2 separate regions of the Homo sapiens genome follow, and region 2 is linked to region 1. A link is a loop called in an ENCODE intact Hi-C map of the cell type or tissue named here. Cell type or tissue: GM12878. All regions are shown on one strand. Links, peaks and the distances in the headings refer to the core of each region. The heading gives the core; the rest is flanking DNA. Region 1 has its middle 15 kb from the start of LINC00323. Region 2 overlaps GET1-SH3BGR (GET1-SH3BGR readthrough).

Evidence for each region. Hi-C counts contacts between places; a loop is a spot of excess contacts. Peaks named below come from ENCODE experiments on the same cell type or tissue, not always from the same donor. Only the 100,000 strongest peaks of a DNase experiment are listed, where the experiment ranks them.
Region 2: a loop joins it to region 1, with 10 times the contacts of the local background. A loop is called at or near these places in 3 of 110 quality-filtered maps.

Annotation. Positions count from the first base shown.
Region 1 is chr21:41,124,987-41,140,310 of GRCh38, reverse strand. No RefSeq gene overlaps it. Among named protein-coding and RNA genes, the nearest start is that of LINC00323, 15 kb to the left of the region's middle. In GM12878, for the core only: a CTCF peak has its summit at 6,195 (motif pointing right); no DNase peak of the experiment used is centred there.
Region 2 is chr21:39,511,585-39,526,908 of GRCh38, reverse strand. GET1-SH3BGR (GET1-SH3BGR readthrough) reads right to left here. Exons shown (of 14, transcript NR_146618.2): 13 at 15,100-15,229; 14 at 11,405-11,821. SH3BGR (SH3 domain binding glutamate rich protein) reads right to left here. Exons shown (of 7, transcript NM_007341.3): 6 at 15,100-15,229; 7 at 11,405-11,821. The coding sequence ends at 15,134. It also overlaps the pseudogene JCADP1. Among named protein-coding and RNA genes, the nearest start is that of SH3BGR, 67 kb to the right of the region's middle. In GM12878, for the core only: a CTCF peak has its summit at 8,418 (motif pointing left); a DNase peak (open chromatin) is centred at 8,478.

The DNA of each region.
Region 1 (15,324 bases), core at 4,780-7,279:
CTCCCATGCAGTGTGGCCTTCTTTGAGGACTGGGTGGGGTAAGGGGGGTGTACTCCCCAAGGGATGCTCCTGAGAGGTTTATAAGCCTTCCAGGGTGCTGTCCTGGGATCGCACAGGCTGTTGCAGAGTCCACACTGACAATCGGCCTCTCTGCAGCCTCGCTCTGCCCCTGTCCCTCCCTCCTGTCCCGGGGTTTGTGCTCATCAGTCAAGCAGTAGCCCAGGAGCACTCTGCCTTGGGAAACTGGCTCCAACCCGGGGTGCCCGCAGCACCCATCTCCTGAGACCTGCCCTGTGAAGTGGGATCTGATGCGCTACAGAGGCGGCAATCGTTGAAGGAGCAAGCGCGCCCGTGTGGAAGTGCACTGAGGGTCTCAGCAACATCGCGTGAATTTTTTATTGCAGGCTCATCATGATGATGCCCATTCTGTAAATGAGAAAATGTAGGGAGAGGATAAAGAACTGGCCTAAGGTCTCAACCGTTGTTCACTGTTGAGTGCAGGACTGAATGCTATAGCCCTTGACACCACAGCTGCTTTCCAGAGAGTAGAGAGGAAGCCGTGGGAGCGGGAGGGAGGGCAGGTGGCCAGGAGAAATTGCATGGACCCCACATGCACTTGAATAGTCTCTGGGTCATAAGCATAAGCACAAAACCTCTGTGGGGGCCGTGTGTGTATGTGTATGTGCTGAGTGCATGTATGTATGCGCATGTGTGCATATGTGCTGTGTATTGGGGTCATGGTTGTGTTGTGTATGTGCATGTATGATGTGTGGTGTGTGCAGAAGTGTGCATGTGTGTTGTGCACGTGTGTGTATTGTGTTGCATGTGTGTTGTGAGTGCATGTGTTGTGTGTGCATGTGTGTTGCGTGTGTTGTGAATGCATGTGTGAGCTTTTGTGGTGTGTGCAAGTGTAGGTGTCCTCTGAAGCACAGTGACTCCTGAGGCAGGCAGTATCTCATGTGGCGGTGGTCACATGCACTGGTGTAGGTCAGTGTCCTGGGGTATGGACAGCTGTGGCCTCCTAGCACAGAGCAGGAGAAAGCAGCTGTGGTGTCAAGGGCTATGGCATTCAGTCTTGCACTCAACAATGAACAACGGTTGAGACCTTAGGCCAGTTCTTTATCCTCTCCCTCCATTTTCTCATTTACAGAATGGGCATCATCATGACGAGTTTGAGTAGTGACCTGCTAAGCTCTGGATGCCTGTGGACTGTCTGGGCTTCAGACAGGCTGGTGTACCCATAAACTGAGGAGAAAGGACTGGGTGACCCCGGGTGCTTGAGGATCACACAGGGCCCCTTTCCATGAGCGGGTGCCTTGGAGAGCCACTGCCGCTAAGGCAGTGTGAAGGTTCAGAAGATGTGAGGAATCCTGCCGTGGCCTGTTTGTGCTGTTCAGATGAGTGGCAGCTCCTTCTTATGCAGGGGATCCCATGTGCAGATGCCAAATGCAGCCGTGTAGCCCTCAAAGGGGCAGTGGAGGTAGTAGGGGACTCGGGAAGGATGTGGTGCAGGGGACAGCATTGGACCTTGTGTTAGGCTGTTCTTGCATTGCTATAAAGGAATACCTAAGACTGGGCAATTTATGAAGAAAAGAGATTTAATTGGCTCGTGGTTCTGCGGACTGTACAGACATGGTGCCGGCATCTGCTCAGCTTCTGGGGAGGCCTCAGGGAGCTTTTACTCATGGTAGAAGGTGAAGTGGGAGTAGGCGTGTCACATGGTGAGAGACAGAGGGCAAGCAAGATCTCAACCAGATCTCACAAGCACTCACTCACTGTCACATGGACGTCACCAAGCCAGGAGGGATCCGTCTCCATGGCCCAAACACCTCCTACCTCCCACCAGGCCCCACCTCCAACACTGGAGATTACAATCAGCATGAGATTTAGAGGGGACACACATCCAAACTACATCCGCTCTGCAGATGGTCAGGACCTCCCTTTGAGAAATCCTCCCAGCCCATATTCTGTGTAAGTGATTATTGATAAAAAGACCAGAGAGTAATAATATATAGCAGAAACAGAAAACACTGTAAAAAAGTGAGTAAAGGCAGGGAATGAAGCTGCATGTTTTCTGCAGCACAATATATTCGGGATATTCTCTTTAAGAGGGTTTTGGAAGTATGTCATAAAATAAACAGTAAACTCAACATGTCCAACCTGTGCTCACTCTTGTTGAACTTTCCATGAGAGGGTGCAACAGTCTCAGAGCTGAGCAGGCTTTCGATGGCTCACCGTTGGAGGGCACTGAGTGGGGCAAAGATATGCTACTGTTTACCTCTCCAAGACTAACAGGCCACTCTGGCTGCCTGGTGGAGGAAGGATTGTTGGGGCTGAGAATGGAAGAGGGGGGAACAAGTTAGGAGTCTGTTGCTATGGTCGTGGCTTGGACTATGTTATCCTGACGGAGAAAGAAGAACGGAGAAAGGTGGACAGATCTGGGGACTATTTTGAAGCCAGAGCTGGTAGATCTTGCTGATAGATGGACCCTGCAGGACAAGGTAAAGCATGAGGAGTTAAGATTGACATGAGACATGGGGCAGATGTGGTTCTGTCACGGGATCCTTGGGCTGTCACTTCGCCAGCTGGAAACCTCTGTGGTCGGTGGCACTTTCTGCCTGAGTATTGCTTGCACCCAGTGGGCTTGTCCCACCCACTCAGCCCGGCAGCCTGTGCTTGGCTCACGCTATCAGCCCAGATCCCACACCTACCACGGGTCAGCCAGGTGTGGAGCAGCAAGGGGTGTGTGGTGGGGGCATCCAGCCACTGTGCATGGCCAGGCATGCCAGCTGCTACAGTGGGGCAGGCAGCTCCAGGTGCCAGCACAGGTGCTAGCTCTGTGCGAAGCTGTGGCTGGACCAGATGTACTGCATGTGGCTTCTGCTGTGGGCACCCACAACTGGACGAGGGGAACACAGTGGCACCTGGAAGCTTGGAGACACCAGGAACTGCAGATCCCCAAAGAGGGTGTCACAGCCCTGGCTTGGGGAGCTCCTAGATCTGGGCTCCCCGAAGGGCCACAGCTCTTTTCTCCTTCTCATCACGCACAGTGGTGAGCAGGGGCAGGTGTTTCAGCCCTGTTTGAATTACAGCTCTTTCTGTCCTGCCATTCAGTGGGTCTTGAGTTCTTGTCCAGTGTGCAGAAAGAATGAGGCATGCAGACAACTGGAGGGTGAGCAAGGTGGAGAGGAGCTTCACTGAGTGACAGAACAAGCTCTCAGGAGACCCAAAGTGGATAGCTCCTTTTCACAGGGAGGTCATTCAAATGAGTCGAGGAGACCCAAAATGGGTAGCTCCTTTCTGCAGCTGGTAGTCTCGACATCTATGTGAGTCTGGGTAAGTCCAGGGGTTTTTATGGGCTCAGAAGGGAGGAAGTACGTGCTGATTGGTCCATGAGTGGCCATGGGCAGGCCTGGAAAAAACACCATAACTTCTCACTCAGAGCTGCAGACTCCACCCAGAACTGGCAGCCCAGCCCCCCAGGCTTTAGGGTGTCCCTGGCTTAAAGGTGGGGTTTTACCAGGGGCCACCCCATTCTACCCAGGAACCTCTCTCCTTTCTGCCATCAACATACCATCCACGGCCCCCAGGCTGTTCATGCTGAGGGGTGCCTGCAGGCCTACGCCAAGGTGCCCTCATCCCCCCCTCACCTCCCTCCAATGCTTGTTGATGCTCAAAGTTCTGAAAGGAATGAAGCTGCATGGGGCTGGCAGGTCAGCACCACCCTGAGCATGCACACACCCAGCTGGGTTGTGACAGCACCCAGGCTCTGCCACAACTTTGCTCCTCACTGGAACAGGCACCCGTAGAGGGGAACGGCCAGATGGCTGGAGCAGAACAAGCACTTCTGAGCCTGCAGGGGCAGGGACTTCCCGGGCCTCCAAGAGCACTGGGATGCCTGGGTCTGGAGCTGTGGCTGGGCTCCCGCCTGTTCCTGGCTCCCACCAGCCCTGCAGAGTGTGCAACCCTGGCTATACCTCCGCCACTGCAGCCGTCTTCCCAGTGGCTGCTCCAGACAGGCTACCACTGCTATCAGTTCCATTTGTTGAGATGTGAAGATGGGGCAGGGGAGAAACGAAGCTGGAAGAGTAACATTTTCTGTTATGTTTGAGGGGCCTTAGTTTGGATTCCCCCCACAAGCAGATCCTTTGAGAAGAGCAGAGCTGCATATTATTTGTGTGGGAAAGCGATCTCAGGGACTGGGAAGAAGTGAGACCGAGGAGGGAAGCCCAACGCTGAGTATGTTCTGGAGCTGATCCCTGCTGTGGACATCTGGGCTGGGTCTTGCTGGGAAGTGGGAGGGGACAGGATCACCACCAGTTTCCACTCCCTACCAAGGGCTGCCTGGGCGTGTCAACTCTCTTACTCTTCCAGGTGTACGATGGCTCCCCCTGTGACTGACTGAGTGGGCTCCTGCAGGTGCCACAGTTACAGCAGCCAAGCTGTCCTGGGGGAGAACCGAGAGGTGTGCGTGGCCTCAGGCTGCAGGTGGAATCAGCCCCTCCTGTGTGCAGCTGGTTACCACAGCAACAGCTGGAGCAAAAGGGTGGGCTGAGAGGATGTGAGGTGGTGTGTAAAAATGTCCCGCACAGCATCCAAAAGAGATGTCCTGGAAATAGTTGGATATATGAGCCTGGAGCTCAGGGAGAGGTAGGGCTGAACTACTGGTATAGGCATCATCAGCATAGAGGTAATACAGCTGTGGGACCTCAACTAGGGGAAAGTCAAAGATGGGCATCTAAGGGTGACCTCTGAGCTGCCCCTTCTGAAAGGGGTTGAGGAGGAAGATCTAGTAAAGGGGTCTGACCTGGAGTGGAGCAGAAGGAAAACTAGGGAAGTGGGTGCGATGAAATCCTCAGAAGGCAAGCCAGAAGAGGACGTAAAAATCATCAATAGGTCACAGATGGGCTTGCTGAGAGTGGCTTCAGTGCCATAGTGGGGAACATCTTGACTGCAGGTGTGGGAGAAGGTGGAGATTGCTTTTAAGATCCAGGCTCTCACAGGGAGCAGGCCAACGAGGCAGGAAGGAGGAGGTGCTTTTTTTCCAAATGGTATTTGCAATATCTCACCAAAAAATATTTGAGCAACAATCTCTGTGTTTGATTGTGTCTCGTTACTAACAGCACAGAGACTTACAAATTATGTTACTTCCAAATTAACCAAAAAAAAAAAAGAAGAGGAGGAAGATGAGGATTAGACATCATTTATCCGGAATATTTTGTATGAGTTCTTGAATAAAACTTGGAAACTAAGCCAAAAAAGGGAGAGAGCAGAGGCTGGACATCTGCTGCGAGGCTGAGGGGGAAAGTGATTCCATCTCAGTCCTCACGACCACATTTCCATTCCGTGTTGTTATCGTAATTTATGTATTTTACAGTTGAGGAAAGAGAGTCTTAGAAAAGTTTTATTACTAACTCATGTTCACACAAATGAGGCTTGGAGAGGGGATTTGAACCCAGTTCCACGGGACCTGGGAGTCTAATTGCTTTCTGGGACCACAGTGTCATGTGAGGGGCAAGGGCAGGGGTGCACCAGTGGGGAGTGGCAGGCACGGATGGAAGGGGAGTAGAAGCTCACTCTCTAGGAGGAGTTTCTTTTTGTAGGAACTCGGGTTCTGGAAGGTTGCCTTTCAGTTTTAAGCTATTTTCCAGAATGATGGATAACCATTTTAGTTTTCTGCCACTGAAATTCCTGTGATGGGACTGGCTCTTACGAGTGGCTGGAGCCACTGTGACACAGTGTTATGGAGAGTGAGGAGCTGGCATTGGACACAAGCTCTTCTCAAAGTCGCTTCTCCATGCTCCCTGTCCTCCCATCCCCCTTATATTCATTCTGTGGAAGACCTAAGCTCAGGATCTGAGGATAATTTGTGAAAACAAACAAAAAAATGGGGAACAGTTTATGTAAGTTTCCCATTTTTTTTTTCCATCACAAATGCTCCCGGGATAGTGTTGAGTGAGGATAGCTGGTCTAACCAATTGCAAGTAGCAGCAATAGATGACATAAGATGGAGAAAAACAAGACCCAACAGATATGTATTCTATTACAGACATAGCTGCCCAGAAAAATTGTTGCATGTCTTGGTTAAAGCCTTGAAAACTGAGGGAAAAATTTCAGCATACTCTGGGAAACAACTCAAAGTCTTTCTCCATTTTAACTATTACTGAAGATGACCTCGAGATGACCAGCAGATGTCAGTATAAGGTAGGTCTGGCAGGATCCTGTGTCCAAACAATGAGGTCAGCTCTGGTGAGAACTTGCTCTGGGACATCAAAGGCCCCCCAAATAAAGGAATGGCCTGGACCCACAAAACCATGGTGTCTTGCATTGTTGCATAGGCTATGGTGTGAATAAATGCTCGAGGAAAATGGCTTCTTATTTCAAAGAAAACGCAAGAAACATTCAAGGAAGTGAAGAAAAAAGAAAGCAGGTATTTACTTGCATTAGCCTTCTTTAAAGACCATAAGGTATAGATAGGCTAAAAAGAATGCATAGAAATCTGATACAATATGATATTCTAGAACGTTCTAGAGCTATGTTTATGAGTATAAATAGCTCCCACAGCATATTGTGGATATTTTTTTTTTAAATTTGGCATGTATAATGTGATTCCACTTATAGAATGTTATGCATTCTATACATTTTAATTAAACAATATATTTGGTTTTGTAAAATAATAGTACTTTTTTTTTTCAAAACAAATTGCATGGCCTCTTCCACTCAAAGTTGTGTAACCCCCCAGCAATTTTTACACTTTCTTTGTGGTGGTAAGAGTTTCATCTTGATCATTCTTTTTTGGTGGCCATCTCTTCCTGAAGCTAGACAGGTGGTAGACCAGTTGTTGCCTTTACATCTTGTCCTACATTTCTTTGTTTTATTATTATTATTATTATTTTGAGATGGAATCTAGCTCTGTACAGGCTGGAGTGCAGTGGTGAGATCTCAGCTCACTGCAACATCTGCCTTCTGGGTTCAAGCAATTCTTCTGCCTCAGCCTCTCGAGTAGCTGGGATTACAGGCATCTACCACCATGCCTGGCTAATTTTTGTATTTTTTTTTTAGTAGAGATGGGTTTTCACCATGTTCTTGATCAGGCTGGTCTCAAAGTCCTGACTTCAGGTGATCCACCTGCCTCAGCCTCCCAAAGTGCTGGGATTATAGGCTTGAGCCACCGTACCTAGCCCCACACTTCTTTATCTTAGATTTTTCTGGCCCAGCCCAAAGGGAACAAACACTTGAGGAAGGTTTATAAAAAGATGAATAAGACCTAATCATTGGAATTTACTCCCCGCGGGGAACAAAATACACACATAAGCAGTTTTGGTGAATATGGTTAGTGCCGTTCCTACCAGGGATACGCTACTCCTTCATTCTCCTTGCCCAACTGACTCCAGCTTTGCAACTGGCTCTTAGCTTAAGCACCAGCACATCCAGGAAGCCTCCTGAACCCCCATATTGCCTGATGGCTGCATTGACCCTTGCCCCTGATTTTCTTCCCCAGGGCCACCTCCTCCTGCCACAGGATTGCATGTTAGAACAGGGGCTCACTAAATGTCAGCAAATTTGTGTGTCAAGAACAGCCCTTCCTCAGCGGTGGATGGGAGGTAGTGGCTAAACACCCAGCTCCTCCCTGCTTGCCAGTACAGCCTGGGGGCATGTACCACGTATGCAGCCTCCTAGACGTCCCCAGTGGGGTTGGGCCCAGGTGCCCACTGTGCACTGTGCATGGGTTCCTTCCTTTCTCTGTCTCATTTCCCTGCTCCTCCATGAGTGTTTCTTGGCTCACATCCCAAATTAACTGCTGTGCTCAACTCCTTGTGTCCAGGTTTGCCTCTGCGGAATCAAGCCTGGAAAAGGGAACCATCCCGATCTGGCACTTACCAGGCCGCATTATACTTGCTTGCTTGCTTGCTTTGTCTGTGTTCCTTTAGCCTACGAGCTTGGTGAGGACAGGGGACATGTCTGGGTCTAGCTCTGTCTCTGGACCGTGATAGACTTTGAGTGGATCCTCATTAACTCATCGAGTCTCACCTGGACTCCGGGTATAATTAGCTGCATAAAAGGAGGGGCGTTTGCATGTCCCAGGCTTTTGCCTTTGGCTTAACCGATTGAAGAAGAGTTTTGTTCATTATCCACTTCTGAGAAGAGGTGGCCAACACATTCTAGGTTTATTTTAATCTGTGACCTCTCAGAACAGTTTTCCTTGTTCATTATTCATTCCATCCAACATCCTCTCTCTCCTGGCTTCAGGTATCCATTCCCCCATATATCATCCTGAAGGAGCCAGGTGCGTTCACACCACTGTGTCAGTGCAACCGCTGTTCATTTTGCTTGGGATATCCCCTTTCCCTAAACCCCTCCTTCCCTGGGTCCTCTGACTTCTGCTCCTCCTTCCAGGCTTGGAGTGTGCCCCTTTCCCTGGAAGAGACTTTGTTGCCAATGCTGCAACCAAGGCAGCCAACTCACGGGGACAAAGCCATGGATGAAGAAAGTCTCTTCCAGGGAAAGGGACACACTCCAAGCCCAGAAGGAGGAGCAGAAGTCTCCTCCGTGTTTATGACTGGGGAAGGAGAGCACAGAGTCTAACAGTGCAGACCCTGGAGTCCAGCCCTTTGAGTCCTAATCTCAGCTCCATCTCCCACCACCTGTTTGACTGGGGTAGATTACTGAACCTTCCTAGGCCCAGGGGTGTGTTTCTGTAGCAAGCCCTCTTTAATGTAAGGACTTTGTCAGCTTATCTTTGTAATTAAGAATCAGTAATTCTGGGGGCCAGGGATTGGAAAGAGTGGCGATAAGAGATTTAACTCCATGAAGTGGAATGTCTTGACCAAGAAGTGAAATGTGCTTGTGCAAACACACACACACACACACGTGCACACACACATTCTCTGTTGAAATATGCAAATACTTTCACTTGGGTGTTTTTTCCCTATACTCTTTGCTCCTGCTGGTGGGCTGGTGATTTCACAGTAGGCTCAGAGGGGTCTTCTTCCTGTAGAAGGCTGGCTCCCTCACAGCCTGGTTCTGTCACACATGCTTTTCCTTCTTCTTGGAGCTGCCCCCTGAGGCTTTCTCCTCCAGGTCCCATTCCCTGGGTCTGGTACCTTCTCTGGAAATACTTCATTAATACCAAGGTCTGCAAAAGCTGGCTGACCTCGCTGTGTTCACCACACCCTGTGCCTGTCTGTGCTGTTGACATTGAGAGTAACACTTTGCTGTAGTTGTTGATTTCCTCCTCTCTCTTTCCCTCCAGACTGTTTCACTTTTCCTTGTGGTGATGGCTCAGGGTTTACAATGCAGTGGGCCCCCCGTAACCACAGGTTCCACATGCACAGATTCAACCAACCACAGATCATAAATAGTTAAAACATTAATACAATATAATACACACTTCGAAATTCAGTATAATGACTATTTACATTTACATTGTATTAGGTATCATAAGTAATCTAGAGATGATGCAATGCATACAGGAGGATGTGTGAGGCTGTATGCAAACCTCACATGCCAACTACGCCACATTATATAAGGGATTTGAGCATCCTTGGATTTCAGTATCTGCAGAGGGTCTTGGATCCAATCCCCTATGGATATTGAGGATGACTGTAGACACTCTAAACTTATATTCTGCCTTCAAGTATATTATATAATTTTGTGTATAATGTATGTGTATAATGTAATAACCATATGGCAGTATAATTCCATCCCTCCACTGTCCCTTCTGCTATTTATGGCATACATTTTACTTCTACAAAATGTTATAAACCCCACAATTGTTATTTTTGCTTTTAACAGCCCATTAACTTTTAAAGGCATCACAGAAAAAGAAATTCTTTTATACCTACCCTCATTTTGAACTCATTTTTGCCATTTCTGGAATTCTTTGTTCCTCTATACCTTTCTGAGTTTCCACCCAGTATCATTTCATTCTGTGTGTAAAACTTCCTTTACTCTGGTTGTTCAGGTGTGCTGATGAAATGTTCTCTGACTTTTTTGGGGGGAGGAGGGGGTCTGAAAATGCCCCTTTTGCATATCTATTTTTGAAAGCTTTTTTTGCTGAATGTAAAATTCTAAGTTGTCCATTTGTTTTATTCTTTGTGTTATTTAAAGATGTTTCATTGCACTGACATATGACCTTCTTTTTGGTTTGATTAGGATAAAAAGAACGTTCTTATCACTGTTCTCCAGTGTGTAACGTCTCTTTTTTTCTGGATGCTTTTAAGATGACCTTCATCACTAGTTCTCAGAAGTGTGATTATGATACATCTCAGTGTGGGTTTTTTGGTGATATTCTGCCTGAGGGTTTGTGGGTGCTAATGTTTGTGTCCTCCCCAAAATTATTACGTTGAAAACTTAATTACCAATATGATGGTATTAGGTGGTACCTCTGGGAAGTGGTTAGATCGTGAGAGCAGAGCCCCCATGAATGGGATTAGAGTCCTTATAATCCCAGATACTGATGCCTTGATCTCGGACTTCTCTGCCTCCAGAATTGTGCAAAATAAATTTCTGTTGCATTGAAGCCACTCAGTTGATAATATTTTGTTATAGCAGCCCAAATGAACTGAGATAGTGGGTTTCTATCTTTTATCAAATCTGAAAATATTTTGGCCATTATTTAAAAAAATTTTTTTTGCTCTAATCTCTCTTTCCTCTTCTTCTGGGACTCCATTTGCTTGTCTACTGGACCACTCCATTTGGTCTCACAGTTGCTGAGGCCCTGTTCATTTTTCTCCCCTTTTTCCTCTCTGTTTTTAAGTTTGGATAGTTTCTGTTTCCCAGTCTTCAAGTTCAATGATCTTTTCTTCTATAGTGTAAATATTGCTGTTAGACTCAACCAGTGAATATTTTATTTCAGATGTTTTGTTTTTCTACTCTAGAATTTCCACTCTTCTTTATAGATCCCGTATCTTGATTGAGATCCCCTATATTTCATCATTATGCTTGTGTTTTCCTGTAAGTCTATGATCATATTTCTAATAGCTGCTTCAAGATTCTGGTGTGATAATTTTATACTTCTTATTGTGTCTGGGTCTTTTTCTAATGACATTTTCCTCCAGGTATCAGGTCAATTATCCTGTCTGTCTGCATGTCTAGTAAGTTTTTATTTTATGCTGGACATTGTGAATGCTGGCTTGTAAAGTGTCTGGATTATATTGTCTTCCTTGAAGAGCATTGAGGTTTTTGTTGTTGTTGTTGTTTTGTTTTTTTGTGTGTGTGTTTTTTTTTTGTTGTTTTGTTTTGTTTTGAGATAGGGTCTCATTCTGTCACCCAGGGTGAAGTGCAGTGGTGTGAACACAGCTCACTGAAGCCTTGAACACCCCACCTCAAATGATCCTCCTGCCTCAGCCTCCCAAGTGGCTGGGACTATAGGCACATGCCACCACACCTGGCTAATTTTTATATATATTTTTGTAGAGATGGGGTCCTGCCATGTTGCCCAGGCTGGCCTTGAACTCCTGAACTCAAGAAATTCACCTGTCTCAGCATCCCAAAGTGTTGGGATTACAGGTATGAGCCACCACACTTGGCCTGAGTTTTGTTCTGGCAAGTAGCTAATTTCCTTGTATGTAGTTCAGCATGATTCTTTCAGTCTTATTTTTAAGCATGTTAGGGTGAGTATAAAGTAGCTTTTACTATGAGGCTAGAGAACCACAGTTTCTGAGGCATGGCATTTCTGAGGCCTCAATTGAGCTCCTAGGGTATTCCTCAGACCTATGAATTCTGGCGAGTTGGTACTCCTACGTCACTTGGCTCTTTGCAAGTTCTGGAATCTCTACGTAGCTCTTTTCAGCCTCACCTCCCTGTGCCAAGGATAGCTGGTGGTTTATTGCTAAAAGCTTTGCCTGGCCTTGTGAAATCTCATCCTATATATCCCCAACTTACGATTCATTCAGAGACTCAAGGAGACCCCTGTATAAGTTTCTGCAGCTCCTCCATGAAGCTCCTCCAACCATGCTTTATGTACTCTGTGCCACCCACTCCCATAGTCTTAGCAACCAAACTCTGAGCTTTGTCTTCTCTGCTCAGCAGGATTACTATGCACTACTATGCACTGCTACGCAGTGGATGAAGAAAGTTTTTTTATTTTTTTATTTTTTTTATTTTTTTTGAGATGGAGTCTTGCTCTGTCGCCCAGGCTGGAGCGCAGTGGCACGATCTCTGCTCACCGCAACCTCTGCCTCCTGGGTTCTAGCAATTCTCCTGCCTCAGCCTCTCAAGTAGCTGGGATTATAGGCACACGCCACCATGCCCGGCTAATTTTTTGTATTTTTAGTAGAGATGGAGTTTCGCCATGTTGGCCAGGCTGGTCTCGAACTCCTGACCTCCTGATCTGCCCACCTCGGCCTCCCAAAGTACTGGGATTACAGGAGTGAGCCACCGCACCCAGTCGTGAAAGTCTTTTACAGGGAAAGAAAGTGGCAAACTCCAACCCTGGAAGGAGGAGCAGAAGATGGAGGACCCGGGGAAGGAGGGGTGGGGGATGGGGACATCCCAGGCAAAATGAAAACAGGCATGGGCTTGCCTTCCCTATGCTATGATACGGAAAGTACTTTAAGTCAGAAAACAGGGTAAATCATAGTGCTTATCTTATTTTTCTCTCCAACAGCTCACAGTACTGCCATGTCTGATGTCTTACATCTTCAAGCAGTTGTTTCACATAATTTTCCCATTTTCCATTGTTGATGGTAGGAGGGCTAGCCTGGCACCAGTTACTCCACTTGGTTCTTCTGGATGTTGAGGGGAGAACACGGGAGACAGAAGGTGGGGTTTTAGTCTGTGTATCCTCAGCTCTCCACAGTAGACACAGGTTCACGGTAGATGCCTGTGGCAGTTTCAAGAATGGGTCCCCCAAGATGCCGACATTTTAGTCCCCAGAACCTGTGGGGATGTTACCTTCTATGGCAAAAGGGACTTTGCAGATATGATAAATTAAGGATCTTGAGATGGGGAAGGTGATTCTGGATGATTTGGGTTGGCTCCGTGTGATCACAACCTCCTTAGAAACGGCAGACAATAGTGACACCAGCAGAAAAAGGAGCTGTAAGGATGGAACCAGAGGTTGCAGGGATGCACTTGGAAGATGCAGGAAGGGAGCAGGAGCCAAGGAGTGCAGAGCCCCCAGGCCCCAGAAAGACAAGGAATGGATCCCTCTGTAAAACCTCCAGAAGCAGTGCAGCCTTGCCAACACCTTGATTTTACACTTCTGAGTTTCCGTACTGTAAGAGGACACATTCTGTTATTCGAAGCCACTAAGTTTGTGTCAATTTGTTACAGCAGCCACAGGAAACTAATTTATAGTGCCTTATAAATCCCAAGGAAATTGGGGTTGCTCAATATTAATGGCCTAGTGATAATTAGCTAACAATTCTTTGAAATGATTTTTGGCTAGTTATATATGGAATGAAATGAGAACCCTTTAAGCAAAAAAGCAGTTGATCTCATAGAAGTAAAAAGTAGGACAGAGGATGCTAGAGGCTGAGAAGGGTAGGGGGAAGGGAGGGGGAGGGAGAGATTTGTGGAAGGTTACAAAATTACAGCTAGAGGAGAGGAATACTTTCTAGTATTCTACAGGACTGTAGGATGACTCTAGTTCACAATAATACAGTTTCAAATAGCTAGAAGGAAGACATTGAATGTTCCCAACACAAATAAATGATACATATTTGAGATGATGGTTACGCTAATTACCCTGATCTGATCACTGTACCTTTTACATACTGAAATATCATGCCGGGTGTGGTGGCTCACGCCTGTAATCCCAGCACTTTGGGAGGCCAAGGCAGGCAGATCACTTGAGGTCAGGAGTTCAAGACCAGCCTGGCCAATGTGGTGAAACCCTGTCTCTACTAAAAATACAAAAATTAGCCGGGCATGGTGGTGGGTGCCTGTAATCTCAGCTACTCAGGAGGCTGAGGCAGGAGAATCACTTGAACCTGGGAGGCGGAGACTGCAGTGAGACAAGATCGCGTCACTACACTCCAGCCTGGGCGACAGAGTGAGATTCTGTCTCAAAAAAAAAACCCAAAAAACCAGAAACATCACTATGTACCCCCATGAACATGTACAGTTATTATTTGTCAATTAAAAAAAATAAAAGGTTAAAAAAAAAAGCTGAATATCATAACCAAAAAAAAAAAAAAAGGCGAGGAAGGGATCTGGAGTGTCAATATTAGTTGGGCACAGGGTCTGGAAGGAGCCGTCTCATTCTCTTGACACACGGTGAAGGGGTGGAGGTATTTATGAGCTCATTACGTTGACAGGAGAGTCAGGTCTTTCCTCATGTCTGCTAAGATAATTCTTCTCCAACATCTGTCTTTCAAATATTAGCTCCATTCCGTGGAGTCAGAAAGTCAGAGATTTTTTTTTTTGAGACGGAGTTTTGCTCTTCTTACCCAGGCTGGAGTGCAATGGCGTGATCTCGGCTTACTGCAACCTCCGCCTCCTGGGTTCAAGCAATTCTCCTGCCTTAGCCTTCTGAGTAGCTGGGATTACAGGCATGCACCACCACACCTGGCTAATTTTGTATTTTTGTAGAGACGGGGTTTCTCCATGTTAGTCAGGCTGGTCTCAAACTCTCGACCTCAGGTGATCAGTCCGCCTCGGCCTCCCAAAGTGCTGGGATTACAGGTGTGAGCCACCACGCCTGGCCGAAAGTCAGAGATCTTTAAAGCAGAAATTCTAGAGTAATTAACTCTGTTAATTGTAATGGAAACCATTGTCCAATGCATTCTATATGATAGACGCCTCTGCTGACGTTGCTTTACTGTAGCCCAGCTTGGCCCGCGTGCTCAACTGGCCACTGAATGCAGGTAAGTCCTTGCAGTAATCCTTCTGGGGAATAAACTGCTTGCCTGCTTTAGTTCCCAATTTTCCCTCCTTGGAAATAAAACTCAGCTCTGTGAATATGAAAATAACTATTTTATTCCTATCACTGAGCCTCTGCCCCCTCCAAAACTCCTCGTTTGGAATCTGTGCTTTTGTAAGGAGCCAAAATACTGAACCCAGCAAGTGAATACAAGAAAAGATGCCTTAGGGCTCTTTTCAGCCTCACCTCTCTGTGCCAGGGCTAGCTGGTGGTTTATTGCTAAGAGCCGCTCCCTCACAATTCCCTGGGAAGGCTTGTCCATTGCTCTCAAGCTGCAGCTCTGCGAGGTCACTCACCGGTGGCCACTGGCCGGTGTGAACTGTTCTGCTCACAACTGGCAGCCGCCCCATCATGAGGCTTCCTTTCGGCCTCAGCCTCTGGGCTAGAAATTAGTTGCCTTTGTCCGCAGTTACTCTGTTCCCCAGCCTCGCTGTGATTATAAATAGCCCTATCCA
Region 2 (15,324 bases), core at 7,202-9,701, 1.6 Mb after region 1:
TGATGGTGGAGGTACCTACTGGAGGCTCCAATCCAAAGTCAGACATGCAGAGCTCATGCCTGGGGACTTATGGATCCGCTGCTGGCTGTCCTGATAGTCACCACTTTCTACTCCCTATGGGACTGGTGGTGCAAGCCGTCAGATGGGGGCTTGAGGGGTCTCCCAAACTTAGGCTGAGGAAAAGAGGCCAAGGAGCCACCCTTCTCAGGGTCACTTGTGAATTTCAAATTTGTTGCATAATTGGGAGAATACTGTGACATTTTAGGTAAATGTCTGTCATTTAATGGAATGGAAATTTCTGTGCAATTCAGGCTGTGGGTCGGAGGGCTATGGGGGTGGGAGAGGGGAGAGTTCTAGGCAATAATTGGGATTTCTCTTTGTTTTGAGAATTCGACACGTGTTCTCCTTGAATGAACAGTAACAGATCTTGAAATAATTTCTTCCCATCACCATCAGACACCCGCCACCTGAATTTCCTTGGCTGGTTGCAGACGTTCAGCCACTTGGCAGGACCCAACATTCTCAATTCTTCTTCCCAAGCTGCCTTCTTATTTATCTATTTATTTGAGACCGAGTTTCTCTCTGTTGCCCAGGCTGAGTGCAGTGGTGTGTTCTCAGCTCAAACCCCTGCCTTCTGAGTTCAAGCGATCCTCCTGCCTCAGTCTCCCAAGTAGCTGGGATTACAGGCTCCCACCACCACACCAGGCTAATTTTTGTACTTTTAGTAGAGACGGGGTTTCATCATGTTGGCCAGGCTGGTCTCGAACTCCTGACCTCAAGTGATCCACCCCTCTCAGCCTCCCAAAGTGCTGGGATTACAGAAGTGAGCCACTGCACCCGGCCCCAAGTTGTCTTATTCGTCACATCCTCTGCCCTTCCTCTGACTTCCTATGGACGCTGCCTCATGTGGACGGGCGGACTGTGGGCTTGGGTCATTCCTGCAGGTCTTCTGGGTCCCTCGGACCCAGCAGGCTGCTGACTTCCCGCGCTCCTCTTCTCCAGTTGGCTTGGTCATTAACAGTCTGGGGTTGGTTGATTATGAAGCCCTGCCTCAGAGGTTCTAGAAGCAGAAGTGCTCTGGGGATCCCCGTGGCCTCTCAGTGTGGCGCGGCAGCTTTCAGAGTCACTCCCACGCCCTTTCCCAGCAGGTGTCTTATGATGTGCAAAGGCCGCAGGGCCATCCTCATGCCTATTCAGCAGGCCACAGACCACTCGCATCCTTGTCTTTGCTGGCTGGCATCCCTCAGGGTTATCCCTGCGTGGTGCTGGGAGGTCTCTCAACAGTTTGTACCCATGAGTGATCAGGAGGTCTTCGGCACTGTACATGGTGCCCAGCCTCATTGAAGCTCCACCACTGGAATGCTGGTGGAGGCAGGACCCAGCTCCCCTGGGCTGTTGGTGTTAGCAAGTGCAGGGACTTCAGCATCCTTCAAGGCAGCAGGCTGGGGGAGCTTTTAAAAAGACTCTAGTTCCTGGGGCCTAACCAGAATCTGACTGAAGAGCCACAAACTGACTGAAGAGCCCTTGGGCCTTAAGTGAACGTTGGCAGGAGCCTGGCAGTACTCCTCGTGGGCCTGTGGCAATAGTGGCCATGTGACTGAGGCTCCTCTGCCTGTTGAAACGGGAGAGACTGTGTCTAATGATTTGAGTGCCAGCTTGGCTGCAGTACAATAGAATACTAGGTAGACTTCTAATGCAATTGGCATACTGAAGAATTCATCAGAGTTTTGTTCTATTTTTTTGAGACAGAGTGTTGCTCTGTCTCCCAGGCTAGAGTGCAGTGCAGTGATCTTGGCTCACTGCAAGCTCCACCTCTCAGGTTCATGCCATTTTCCTGCCTCAGCCTCCTGAGTAGCTGGGACTACAGGTGCCTGCCACCATGCCCAGCTAATTTTTTATATTTTTAGTAGAGATGGGGTTTCACTGTGTTAGCCAGGATGGTCTCGATCTCCTGATCTCGTGATCCGCCCACCTCGGCCTCCCAGAGTACTGGGATTACAGGCGTGAGCCACCATGCCCAGCCTCATCAGAGTTTTTTAATAGCAGAATTGATCAAGCAGAATAAGGAATCAGTGAGCTTGAAGACAGGCTATTTGCAAATACACAGTCAGGTTTTTTTCCAAGATGGCAGATCGGAGGCAGTGTTAGTGTGTCTCTCATATTTGGAAGGAAAGAATACTGTGTAGAGATTCACAATGAATTTTTTTTTTCCAAGAATCAAAGCAGGAACTTAACAAGAAAACCAAAAGAATCCACAGACCTTTGAAAGAAGTGGCAGGCTGCAGCCTACCCTATGAGACAAGTAAGAAACTGTTTAAGTCCCCGGAGTGTGAGAGGGGGAGAGTCTGCCTCCAGAGCACACACACCCACCATGGAATCTGAAAATCCAGGCCATGGGAGAAGGTCTTAACTCTACCCAGAGCTGGAACAGACTCAGGGAGTGACATGAAAGATAAAAGTGGAAGCAGCAGCAGGAAGTGCCTTGCAGGCATTCCCAGTCTCCAGCATGAACTGGGGGAAGCCATTCCTGATTATATCCCACAGGGGTCCTCAGAGAAGTCAGCCAACGAACTCAGGGAGGGGTCACAACTTAAAAGAAGCTTTCAACTGAATTAAGAAGTTTTCAACTGAATTTTATAATATAATCTCAGGTGGGGACAAATTCCCTTGAGCAGAATCTAGGGAGGGGTGAATGGCAAGTGCTCTACAGACACTACCCTCAGGAGCTGGGTACCCAGCCTTGTGGGCAGATGGGGAACAGTGTGACCTGAAAGCCAAGATTGCTATCTGTGCAGGGAAGCTGATGGCCTGGCGCAGCTCTGTGCACAGACTGCCTGGATCTAACCCAGCACTGTTAGCAGAGTACTGCAGGAGTGAGATCAGCCTTGCCAAATGCATGGGAGCTGCATGAGACTTACTGCTACCCACTTTTCCCCACTCCCTTTGCAAACTGTCCTGTGCAGCAGAGGCAGTTATGCTCCTCTCCAGAACATTACCCAAGCAGCATGAAAAAAATTTCCCCAACCCTTGCGGGAGCTGTCACTAACCCTGCTCAAGGAGAGTCAGAGTGCAGACCTGCCTAACCCTGCCCCAACCTGGTTGTGCCCCTCCACCCACTCTAGTAGCTTTACACAAAGGACATAAATTTTGGGGAGTTTTATAGCCTCACCCATTGCCTGAGAAACCAGAATACTTTCCCAGGGCAACTTAGGGCAAGCTCAAATCCCACTGTTACTACCACAGCTAGTGCTCTTTGGCAATCACCACCTCCTGGATGGAGGCCAACCAACACAGTCCATTGTAGCACTTCTGAGTAGAATAACACTGTGCCCAGGAAGGAGAAAACAGTCATGTGACCTCAGCTATCACCTCTGCATACAGCACCCTGGCTAACCAGAGGTCTTGAGTCTATCCACATGACAAGTTCACTACAATTATAACCAGCATTCAAGAAAGCCAACACACTAAGCCTATCTACAACCAAGGAATCTCACAGAATCCACATTGCTCCCCTGCCACCTCCATCAGAGCTGGTGCTGGTATCTACAGATGGGAGACTTGAAGACAGGTCACATTACTGGATCCCTTGTAGACATTTCCTAACACCAGCCTGGAATCTGGTAGCCCCACTGGGTGGCTAGACCCAGGAGAGCAATAACAATCCCTATAGTATGGTTCTCAGGAATTCCCATTTTTAGGGAAGAGGAGGAATACAACATCAAAGGGAAGAATACCCAGATGAAAGAATCTAAACAGCAGGTCTTGAGTCCCAGATCTATCCACTAATGGGAAGTTTCAGAGATACAATTGCATTGCTAGGGACAGTAGGGAAAGTCTGCCCCAGTAGGCAGGCAGCCTGTCTGTACATGAAGGGTCTTGGAAAAGGGGTTCTTGTTCTTCTCTGGTACACCATTGCAGACACAGCTGGTGCTTCTCTCATGGGTATGCAGCATGGATGCACCTATGGTCAGCCTTCTGGTACAATTCAGGGTGATAGCATCCCCACAGGAGGAGCACTCCTCAGATTTAGGCTTGCGTGGGAGGCAGAGTCACAACCCCTCTCTACTTGGAACATCAACATTCCTACAGATGAAAAGAAGTGCTTGTCTGATCTGAATAGCCAGAACACTGGGACAGGAGTGAAGCTGGGAGGTAAGTAGTTTTCCTGCTGGCCTGGCAGGGGAGCTGAGGTAGCTCCCACCCTTTACCCTGATAAAACCTTAGACATCTAATTGAGAGCTCCCTCAGACACCTTCATCAAGGCTGGAACCTGCGCCCACCACTGGGTATTACAGCTACCTACCTGTTTTAGCTACAACTGGTGTCTACCCAGGGTTACCTCCTCTACTGGCCTGAAGCCTAAATCATCAACTCAGTAAATAAAATGCTGGGGAAAAATCAAATACATTTAAAAACTGTTCACAATGGGAGAATGAGATAAGCTTCAAGAGATCCTTGCTATTCCAACCATGTAGGAGACAGTGAACTTGCCCATACACCAAGTACATAAATACTACAGCCAACATCTGGGAAAGCCAGCACACAAAGACTCTCTATAACTAAGGAACTCATACGGAGTCTTCCCCCCTAAAATCACCAAGAATCAAATTAGGCTATAATAAACTATAAACATTGAAGTCAGACCCTTAAGAGAAAAAAAAAAAGAAATTAAAGAAAAAAATACAGTCAAATACATTCAAGAACAATTTGAAAAAATAGTCTACCCAAATGAGAAAGAACCAGAGAATTAATTCTGGTAATATGACAGAATAGGGTTCAATAACACCCCAAAAGATCACACTAGCTCCCTAGCAATGAATTCAAACCAATCTAAAATCCTTGAAATAGCAGACACAGAATTCAGAAGATTGATTATTAAGCTACTCAAGGAGATACCAGAGAAAGGTGAAAAACAAAATAAAGGAATTTTTTAAAATTCAGGATATGAATGAAAAATTTTCCAGAAAGATGGGTATCATAAAGAAAAACCAATTAGAACTCCTGGAAATTAAAGACACACTTAGGGAAATACAAAATGCAGTGAAAAGTTTTAAGAATAGACTAGAACAAGTAGAAGAAAGAATTTCAGAGCCTGAAGACAAGGCTTTTGAATTAACCCAATCAGAATCAAAATAAATGAACAAAATCTCCAAGAAATATGGGATTATGTAAAATGGCCATACCTAGTATAACTGGTGAAGGAACTCAAACAAATCATCAAGAAAAGAACAAATAACCCATCAAAAAGTGGGAAAGGACATGAATAGACATTTCTCAAAAGAAGACAAACAGCCAACAAACATACAAAAAAAATGCTCAACATCACGAATGCAGGGAAATGCAAGTTAAAACCACAATGAGATGCTACATTACTGCTGCAAGAATGGCCATAATGAAAAAGTCAAAAAACAATAGATGTTGGTATAGATATGGTGAACACTTTTACACCACCAGTAGGAATGTAAAATAGTGCAATCACTATGGAAAACTGAATGGAGATTCTTAAAAGAATCTCCAGACTACATACATAGAACTACCATTTGACCCAGCAATCCCACTACTGGGTATCTACCCAAAGGAAAAGAACTTATTGTATGAAATGGACACATGCGCATGCATGTTTATAGCAGCACAATTCACAATTGCAAAGATATAGAACTAACCTAAGTGCCCATCAACCAACAAGTGGATAAAGAAAATGTGGTATATATACAACCACGGAACACTACTCATCCATAAAAAGGAATGAAATAATGTCATTTGCAGCAAACTTAGATGGAGCTGGAGGCCATTATTCTAAGTGAAGTAACTCGGGAATCAAAAACCAAATATCATGTGTTCTCACTTATAAGGGAGCACTAAGCTGTGAGGACACAAAGGCATAACAATGATATAATGAAATTTAAGGGATTGAGGGGATGTTTGGGAGGGGGTTGAGGGATAAAAGCCTACATATTAGGTACACTGCTTGGGTGACAGGTGCACTAGAATCTCACAAATCACCACTAAAGAACGTATCTATGTAAACAAAAACTACCTGTACCCCAAAAATTATTGAAACAAAAAGTGCATCAAAAATAAGAAAATACACAGAGAAGAAAAAAGAATAAAGAACAATGAAGCAATCCTACAGGATCTAGAAAGTAGCCTAAAGGGGTAAACCTAATAGTTATTAGCCTTAAAGAGGAGGTAGAGAAAAAGGTAGGGACAGAAAGTTTATTCAAAGGGAAGGTAACAGAGTTTCCCATACCTAGAGAAAGGTATCAATATCCAAGTACAAGGCAGTTATAGAACACTAAGCAGATTTAACCCAAAGAAGACTACCTCGAGGCATTTATAGTCAAATTCCCAAAGGTCAAGGATAAAGAAAAGATCTTAAAAGCAGCAAGATAAAAGAAACAAATAACGTACAATGGACCTCCAACAGACTTTTCAGTAGAAACCTTACAAGCCAGGAGAAAGTGACATGGCATATTTGAAGTGCTGAAGGGAAAATACTTACCCCAGAATAGTACATGCAGTGGAAATATCCTTCAAACATGAAGGAGAAATAAAAACTTTCCCAAAAAAACAAAATGCATGCTTGTACCAAAATATCTCATATAACCCATAAATATATACACCTATGTACCCACAAAATTTTTAATTTAAAATTAAAAATAATTTTTTAAAAAGCAGGGACTACAGAGAAACCTGACCTGCTACAAAACGAACTAAAATTCATGTCATGGGATTAAGACGCACTCATTAAACCATCCTCAACTAGAAGGAGTTGTTCTCTCAGCTAAAAATACCATGTGGGGCTGGTTGCAACTCTGGCACATCACTGCGTGGCAGTTGATAGCTCAGAACCAAATGAGTTATTGGTGTGTGTGTGTCCTTCCGCATCAGTGGGCAAGATATATCCAAGGACAACCAGGCTGGAAAAGGCAGGTGGCAGTTTTAGTATTTTCTCTCTGCAACCTGAAACTTCGGATCTGAGGCCACTGACCAATTTCTAGAACCCTGTGGGTGGACAGTGACCCAGTTCCCTCTGTAACTGGCGCTGGTGGTGGCGGCCACAGCTAGCGGCCCAAAGAACTGGAAGATGAAGGTAATGGAATAGACCTCTGATGGTGCAACTAAGAAAACAAAATAGGTGGATAGTAAGTGAGAAGGGCAAGGCACCTTGCACCAGGGCCCGAACGGCATCGAGTCTGAAGACAGAATGCGAGGACCAAAGCCAGGCGGAGGAGGCGCTCTGGGGCCAAGGCGCACACTGCCCACGGCCAGCCAGGCACCGTAGAGGAACCGTACTGTGGTCCAGGACCGAGAGGAAAGGGCTTGTTGGGAAGGCTGTTCGTGGCTTTGGAGTGGGACACAGGTATATCTCAGCTTCGGTTCAGCCATTGCCGAAGTACTGAATTGAAACCCGGTGCCTCAGTTTCCTCCTTGCCAGATAAAGATGGTATCCACCTCATCGGGTTACTGTGGCAACACACGAAGCCTTTAATACAGAGCCCGGCTCATAGCAGGCACTCCGTTAGTGTTAGTGAATAAAAATAATAGGAAAGCCCACACCCTGATTGTAAGCCTAGACTGTGAGCTTGATTCATGGGAGTCTGCCTCGGAGGTTTCTCTCACCTCCCCTGACAAGATCCGGGTGCTAAATCTACAGAATGCCGGACTGGAACCAGGAGCCCCCCAGGTTAAGCCCCCACTCCACGCCCCCTCTATGCTACTCACACCTGTCCACCTGAGCCCCTCCCCAACTGGAATCTTCCACACCTGAGTACATTTCCGCATCATTGAACAATCTCCTGACTTCTGATTTGGAAAACAGCCAGATGCACTGATACATTTTAAAGATTTCCCAACTCAGTTTTACTACTTCCAAGAAAGTCCTTCCAAAACAAAGTAGTGAAAAAGCCAAGTAACCTAGACAACTGTGAAAGGAATGCCTTTGTTAGGATCGTGAATATATTTCCAAATATTTGGACATATGTTCTATTCGAACTAAAAGTCTTGCGAAAGAAAAGGATAATCAACCCCTTCAATAATCAGAGTTCTGTTTTTACTTATTTGATAAGATAGAACCCCATTAGAGGCTAAAAGACCCCGTATCTTTATCAAAATTGTCAACATGCAATCAGTTGTTGACTGAATTTAGGCTCCTTTTGTATAATGCAAGGATGTGCATTCAAACAATAAATGCACATTTGGCCCAAAATAAAGTTATCTTGGATAAAAGCTTTATAAATGATACACTAATTAATTCACAAATTAATTATAAGTAGAGTTTTTGTCTATTTTCCTCCATCTGGTTGACAAATACCTCTTCCCACCTTCTAATGTCAACTAGCAGTACCCTGACTCGGGTTCACAGCCAGGGGACCTCGGGGGCAGCGACACCATAGCAAGAAGCTTGTCTTTTATCGCCACCTAATGGCCATTCTCTGTTATTACAATGTACCAGGCCCTTCACACCTACTTGCCGTGCTTGCACAGGTGTTAACAGTTAAATGAGGTGCGGTTTTTTTGTTTTGTTTTGTTTTGTTTTTGAGAAAGGGTCTTGCTCTGTCACTCGGGCTGGAGAGCAGTAGCGTGATCAATGGGCTGGGCTAGAGTGCTGGCTCAAGCAATCCTCCCACTTTGGCCTCCCGAGTAGCTGGAACTACAAGCACACGCAACCATGCCTGGCTGATTTTTGTATTTTTTGTAGGGATGGGGTCTTGCTATGTTGCCCAGGTTGGTCTTGAACTCCTGGGCTCAGGCAATCCACCCACCTCGGCCTTCCAAAGTGCTGGGATTACAGGCATAAGTCACCACACCTGGCCCGGGTAAATGAGTTTTGAAAGAAAACATTTGTAGGCTGGGCATGGTGGCTCACGCCTGTAATCCCAGTATTTTGGGAGGCTGCAGTGGGCAGATTGCCTGAGGTCAGAGTTCGAGACCAGCCTGTCCAACACGGTGAAACCCCATCTCTATTAAAAATACAAAAATTAGCCAAACATGGTAGTGCAGGCCTATAGTCCCAGATACTCCGGCAGCTGAGGCAGGAGAATCACTTGAACCTGGGAGACAGAGCTTGCAGTGAGAGTGCCACTGCGCTCCACCCTGGCGACAGAGCGAGACACTGTCTCCAAAAAAAAAAAAAGAAAAAAAATCTGTAAATATTTCCAAAGAATCTTTGCAGGCAATACAGTTCATTCTCTTCCTATACCTTTCACATTTCATTGAGAAAACTAAGAACTCAAAGACAACCACAAAGGAAGATTTCAGTCCAAAGAAACGAGAGGGAGCCCAGGAGAGGAGAGTGGGGAAAGGAGAGTGTATTGTTCAGTGGCTGGAAAAAAAATACACTCAAATTTTTGTGTAGTTGCTTTTCTAATTAAAAAAAAAAAAAAGGAAAGAAAAGAAACAGTTCCTTTGCGTGTTCAGGCCTCCTTTATACTATTAAACCAAGCTCTTTGAACTTCGATTCACTTCAGATCATCATGCAATTATTCCATTTCTCTGGTCTCTTTTGGTTTTTCTTCAAAATGATTTTCCTTATTCACTTGGGGTTTCCTTGTGAGTTATTCTTTTTTACAGATTCACAATGCTGCTTAGTTTCTAGAAGCTTCCTATATTGAAAAGCATTCAGATTTTTTAATCGTATTTTGATACCATACAGTCCATATCTGGGATTCTCCTCACTGTGCCACTGGATTGCTAACCATGGAAGGCTGAAGGGACAGCTGAAGCCAAAACTAGAAGAGAACTGATACCATCCATAGGGTACTATTGATCTAAGTGATTTTTGCATTTCAGTGATACTTTAAATAAAATGAAACAGGAGCAAATACAAATACCCTTCTAAGATGTTAATGTTTCTGACTACAGGAAAACAATATAAGAAAAAATTAATTCAATTTAAATAAGTGGTCTGGGTTTTTATCTTTGCTTATTGTCAGCATAGATATTTATTTTCTTTTTAAAATATGAGAAATAGCAAGGTGGGCAGATCTCTTGAGGACAGGAGTTCCAGACCAGCCTGGCCAATATGGTGAAACCCTGTCTCTACTAAAAATACAAAAATTAGCTGGGCGTAGTGGCACGTGCCTGTAATCACAGCTACTCAGGAGGCTGAGGCAGGAGAATTGCTTGAACCTGGGAGGCGGAGGTTGCAGTGAGCTGAGATCCTGCCACTGAACTCCAGCCTGGGCGATAGAGCAAGACTCTGTTTCAAAAAAAAAAAAGAGAGAGAGAGAGAGAGAAATAGGAGGAAAATTGGCACCTAACTAAATCTATCTCCATCCTACTCTGCCATGAAAGAGAGAAAAGTCAGCCCTGAGCAAGAAGAAGAAAGTTAAGGCCTATTTGTGTAGGGGGTTGTTGTAAAAATTATGCAAGCTTTTTAGATAGGACATAATTTAGTGCAATGAAATTAAAAGTAGAAATTAATTTTCAATTATATGAATTTCCATTTTACTGTGGTCTTTTACCTTAAGCAAAGGGAGAAATGTTTTTAACACAGACTACTTCAATGATTGGAAACAAAATAACCTAATTCTATTCAAAATGCCTTTTTTTGTTACTAGGGTAACAAGAAAAGAGCCGTTTCCCAGAGTTCATGACAGCCACGAGACTTCTGCAACTGCAGAATACACTCTGAAATAACACCAACAGACTCTGCTGCAAAATTAGGAGGCAGACTCCAGAGGGGAAAGTTTATGCCACTCCAAGTTGAATTGCCATAATTAACATGAAATAGGAAAAGAGCACAGCAAGGAGATGAGCCCCTCTGACAATACAGGAGCAACATTTGCTGCAAAAACACAAGGAATCACACATAGGCAGGGAGGTAGCAGGGGGAATATCAAAATCTTACAAGGAAGAAAAAATATCTACAGTAAACTGAGGCAGGCAGGTGAGCAGAGAAATGCTATCAAACTTACCTGGTGTACAAGTCATTGGAGCTGGATCAGCTGTAGGTGAACACACACTCCTGGCCATCAGGAAGAAAAATTACAGGACCCGTCTCCACAGCCATGGCTACAAATCAATCAACAGCAGGAGAAACAGAAGCAGCCACTCCCTTCAGCTCAGAAACGTGTGAAGGGCACTGGGTTGCAGATTTCTGTCCTTACCATCATCCCTCCTTACCATCATCCCCACACAAGTGGATGATAAAGTTACAGTTAGATAAGGCTTCAAAGATGATACGCACAACGTGTGTGTAATAAAAAAAAAAATACGACGTAATGAGACAATCAATGCAATTGAAAACATGGACCAAATAATCAGTGCAATAAAAGACATCGATCCCAACGCAGACAGAAAAGTGCTGCTGAAGATTTAGACTTGGCAACAGACAGACGGAGTTCAGGCATATGCAAGCAGAGACTATAAATAATGAAATGATGCTCCTTGGGACAAGATATTTTTCTATTAATCTTTATTTATATGATGGTTCTCTGGAAAGCACTTCATTTTAAAACCTGTTTCTGAGATAAGTAGCATAAGGCGCATTTGAAGAAATACTATTGTTGTATCACAGAGAACTTCCATGCCTTGAAATCATTTTTTTCAGAGTATTATTAATAAGATGGTCTAGCTATGCAGAGCAAAAAAGAAAAAAAAATCTTCAAAAGCCAAGACTGTCAGGCACATGAAGGTATGCATAAACGGTCTTCACATTTAATTTTGTATGATTCGGGAGATACCTCCATGTACATCTAACCAGGTCAGGCAGCATAAGTCCTCAGTAACCCTGGGTGTGCCGGCTTCAAGCCAAAGTATTCTGTTGAGTTTGGTTTGTGGAGAGACATTTGAAATGTTGCTTCATAGCTTCCATTTTCTAAAAGAAAAGGCAAATATTAGGGAAAGACTGTAGAGAAAGACACAGAATGTTTACCACAATCTTCATCACTTAACATACAATAAAGGAAAGTGTTGCCTTTTATTCTATAAACCACTAGTCATCATTTGCTCCCCACTGAAAGGAAAGGGAATTTGTCTCATGGAAAACTAAGCTAGATTTATATCCTTTCTCTGCATAAACACATATCAAACACCATAAGGAAGACAACATCTCCAATTATAATTTCCCACTGTGTTTTCATGGAAAATAGGCTGAATTGACAGCTTGGTCCCAGAGGCGGAGCTCTAAATGGTTCATGGCTACACCAGAAGAAGGTATTAAGTGGCAAGCTTTGGGGAGGTAGAATCCAGTCTCATATTGGACATTATTTGCCCTGGGACTCAAACATCAATTTAGATTCTAGGTCAGACGTGGTGGTTCATGCCTGTAATTCCAACACTTTGGGAGGCCAAGGTGGGCAGAGCACTTGAGCCTAAGAGTTCGAGACCAGCCTAGGCAACATGGTGAAACCCCATCTCTACAAAAAATACGAAAATTAGCCAGGCATAGTAGTGCGTGCCTGTAATCCCAGCGACTCAAGAAGCTGAGGTGGGAGGATCACCTGAGACCAGGGAGGTCAAAGTGAGCCATGACCTCACCACTGCACTCCAGCCTGGGTGACAGAGTGAGACCCTGTCTCAAAAAATAAAATAAATAAATAAATAATAATAATAATAGATTCTGACTCCAACTTCAACTATGGGAAATGAGAATTCTTTCATAGTTCCATTCATTGCCTTGTTCTGTCTAAAATCGTCTTTTCAAATAAAATGCATGGATAATCTATGAGTTATGAGATGGGTTTGTTTTTGGAAGCCAAATAGTTTGCAGAATACCTGACTGCATCATCATGTCGCATTTTAAAGGTTATTGACTCTCTTCGGGAGTCAGTGGCTGGGATTTAGGGTGCTGCCTGGTTTACTCCTTCACTGTCAGACATTTTGACCTCACAACAGACTATTAGGGACTGGATTCCAAACTAGAACCCATCAGAGAAACAGGCAGAATGTGCTAGCCACAACTGTAACTTGCCTTTTTTTCTTTCTTTTTTGGAAATGGCCTATAAAGAAGCCATCTGTCTACATTAAAGATTCTCTCTCGGCTGTGCCATTTCACATCCAATATTTCTTTATAATTATCACATTAAAACTGCACAATTTTTAAAGAACTTTCCAAGCTGAGTGAACAGACATGGATTTAAACAGGACCAATGAGTCTGTTACTGTGGGTTTTGCTTTGTTTTGTTTCTGGTATGAGGATAAATATAATCATATTTTCATTTTCTACCATTCTTCAGGTAGAATATCTTAAGCTTGCCAGTTTCCTTTTTTTCAAAAATGAGTCCCAACCCACTCCTTAGAAATGGAATTGTAACCAAGTGGCAAGCAGAGGGCTTTAAAGTAGAAGTCTGTGGGTCCAGAGCATGAAAGAAACACCCTGGAGAGACATCAAATCGTGGGCTAGAATCACTTTCTCATTCAAGCAAATGAATGACAAAACCTTTATGGTCCAATAACAAAGTGTGATGGCCACCCTCACTAGCTCCAAGATGCTCTAAAAATAGATTAAGTGCTTTTTATATCAGCTTTTTTTTGTAAGTCTATTAAGAAGGGACATCCCTACTATTCAAATTGGACTTTGGTGCAAAGAGCATTGCTATTTGTCAGCCAATTTTTAAAGAGCACCAAAGATTTCTTCTTCCTTCTCCAAATAAACCCTTCTATCCACCCTTCTTTGTACATGCACCAATTCTTAACTAGAGACCTGCCTGGGGAACATGGTGAAGTCACTTTAGGTATCTTTGACAAGTCAGCTTTTGCTGCCTTGTAATTTTAAACTTCTACTGACGATGGAAAATAATTATGTAATTCTTACTGGTTTGATAAGTGTCTCTCATTTAGAGAATAATGAGTGCATATTCCATCATTATCTCCTGAGAGTAACAGCCCAAAAAGCCGTCTTAATTTTCAGTGGAGGCATAATATGGGAGATAAAAAGACTAAACTTTTTTAAATTTTTTAAAAAACGCTTATAGCTCCAGAGCAAAACCATGAGCAATGTTGCCCTAGAGAATAAACTATGGCCTCAAATTCAGTTGCAAAGCCAATCATATTAATAATAATACAACATGTACCTAGGTATTTGCCAAATATCAGGAAAAAACAGATATTTTTATAGCACTTAATGTCTTCTGTTTTGTTTTGTTTTGTTTTTTGTTTTTGTTTTTGTTTTGGAGACAGAGTCTTGCTCTGTCACCCAGGCTGGAGTGCAGTGGTGCAATCTTGGCTCACTGCAACCTCTGCCTCCCGGGTTCAAGTGATTTTCAGGCTTCAGCCTCCCAAGTAGCTGGGACCGCAGGCATGAGCCACCCCACCCGGCTAATGCACTTCATGTCTTTAGGGGTTTTCACGCATGCTGTCCTATCTGTATGGCTCACAATATTTAAGCATTCGCCCATGTCCTCAAGATCCATTATCAGATTCTATTGTCTTATTAACACTTAATAAATGTTCACTAATATGTGGCACTTATCAAACTAGTAAGAATTACATAATTATTTTCCATCATCAAGGGAAGTTTAAAACCAGAAGGCAGCAAGAGCTTACTTGTCAAAGATACCTAAAGGGACTTCACCATGTTCCCCGGTGTTTCCAGAGGAGCGTTCTGGTTAATAGAAACGGAAATGGAGTACCAAGCACTGACGACTAAACCCGTGGCAGCAATAATTTTCTTTCATGACTCAACACCAGCTTTGTGATTTTTTAAGGTTATAATTTATTGCCATCATTCTGAACATCAGTAGTCACCCCCCTAAAGTTGTACATGTGGTTGGTGGAGGAGTTGAGGTTACAGAATGCTGATAAAAGGACACTTGCTGTATCTTCTCTCAAACAAAGTTTATATAGAGGAAGAGGAGGAAGTAAATGCAAAACAAAACTCTTCCCTGCATCAAAGGTGCACTTTTTCCTAGAAATCCCATCAACCATAGCCTTCTGTGCCCTAGTGTGCAAGAAACAGACCCACGAAAGGTCAGCAGCCCCGCAGCTCTAGAAAGGAGCTGGACCCCGCCAGAAAGGTGTGCAGACCAGGGCTTTGGAAGGAGACAGACAGCCCTGAATTGGAATTCCCTTTCTCCTGTTACTAAGCAAAATGTGCCGCAGATAGCATACAGTACGGTAACTAGCAGCTTTTCCACCCCAGAATCCTGTAGCTACCTGGAGAAGTGGAAGAAATGAAGCATGAAAAGGCCTAGGAATCTTCGTCTTCTCCAGGCTCTTCTCCTTCTGCAGTTTCTTCCTCCTCCTCGGCTTCCCCTTCCGCACCCTCCATGGCTATTTCTTCCGTCTTATTTTAACAAAACTTACATTAGTATTAAGAAGCATAAGGGCCAAGGATACAGTGAGAAAAAGACTGTAAAATGCTGGACTAGAGGTCAAAGC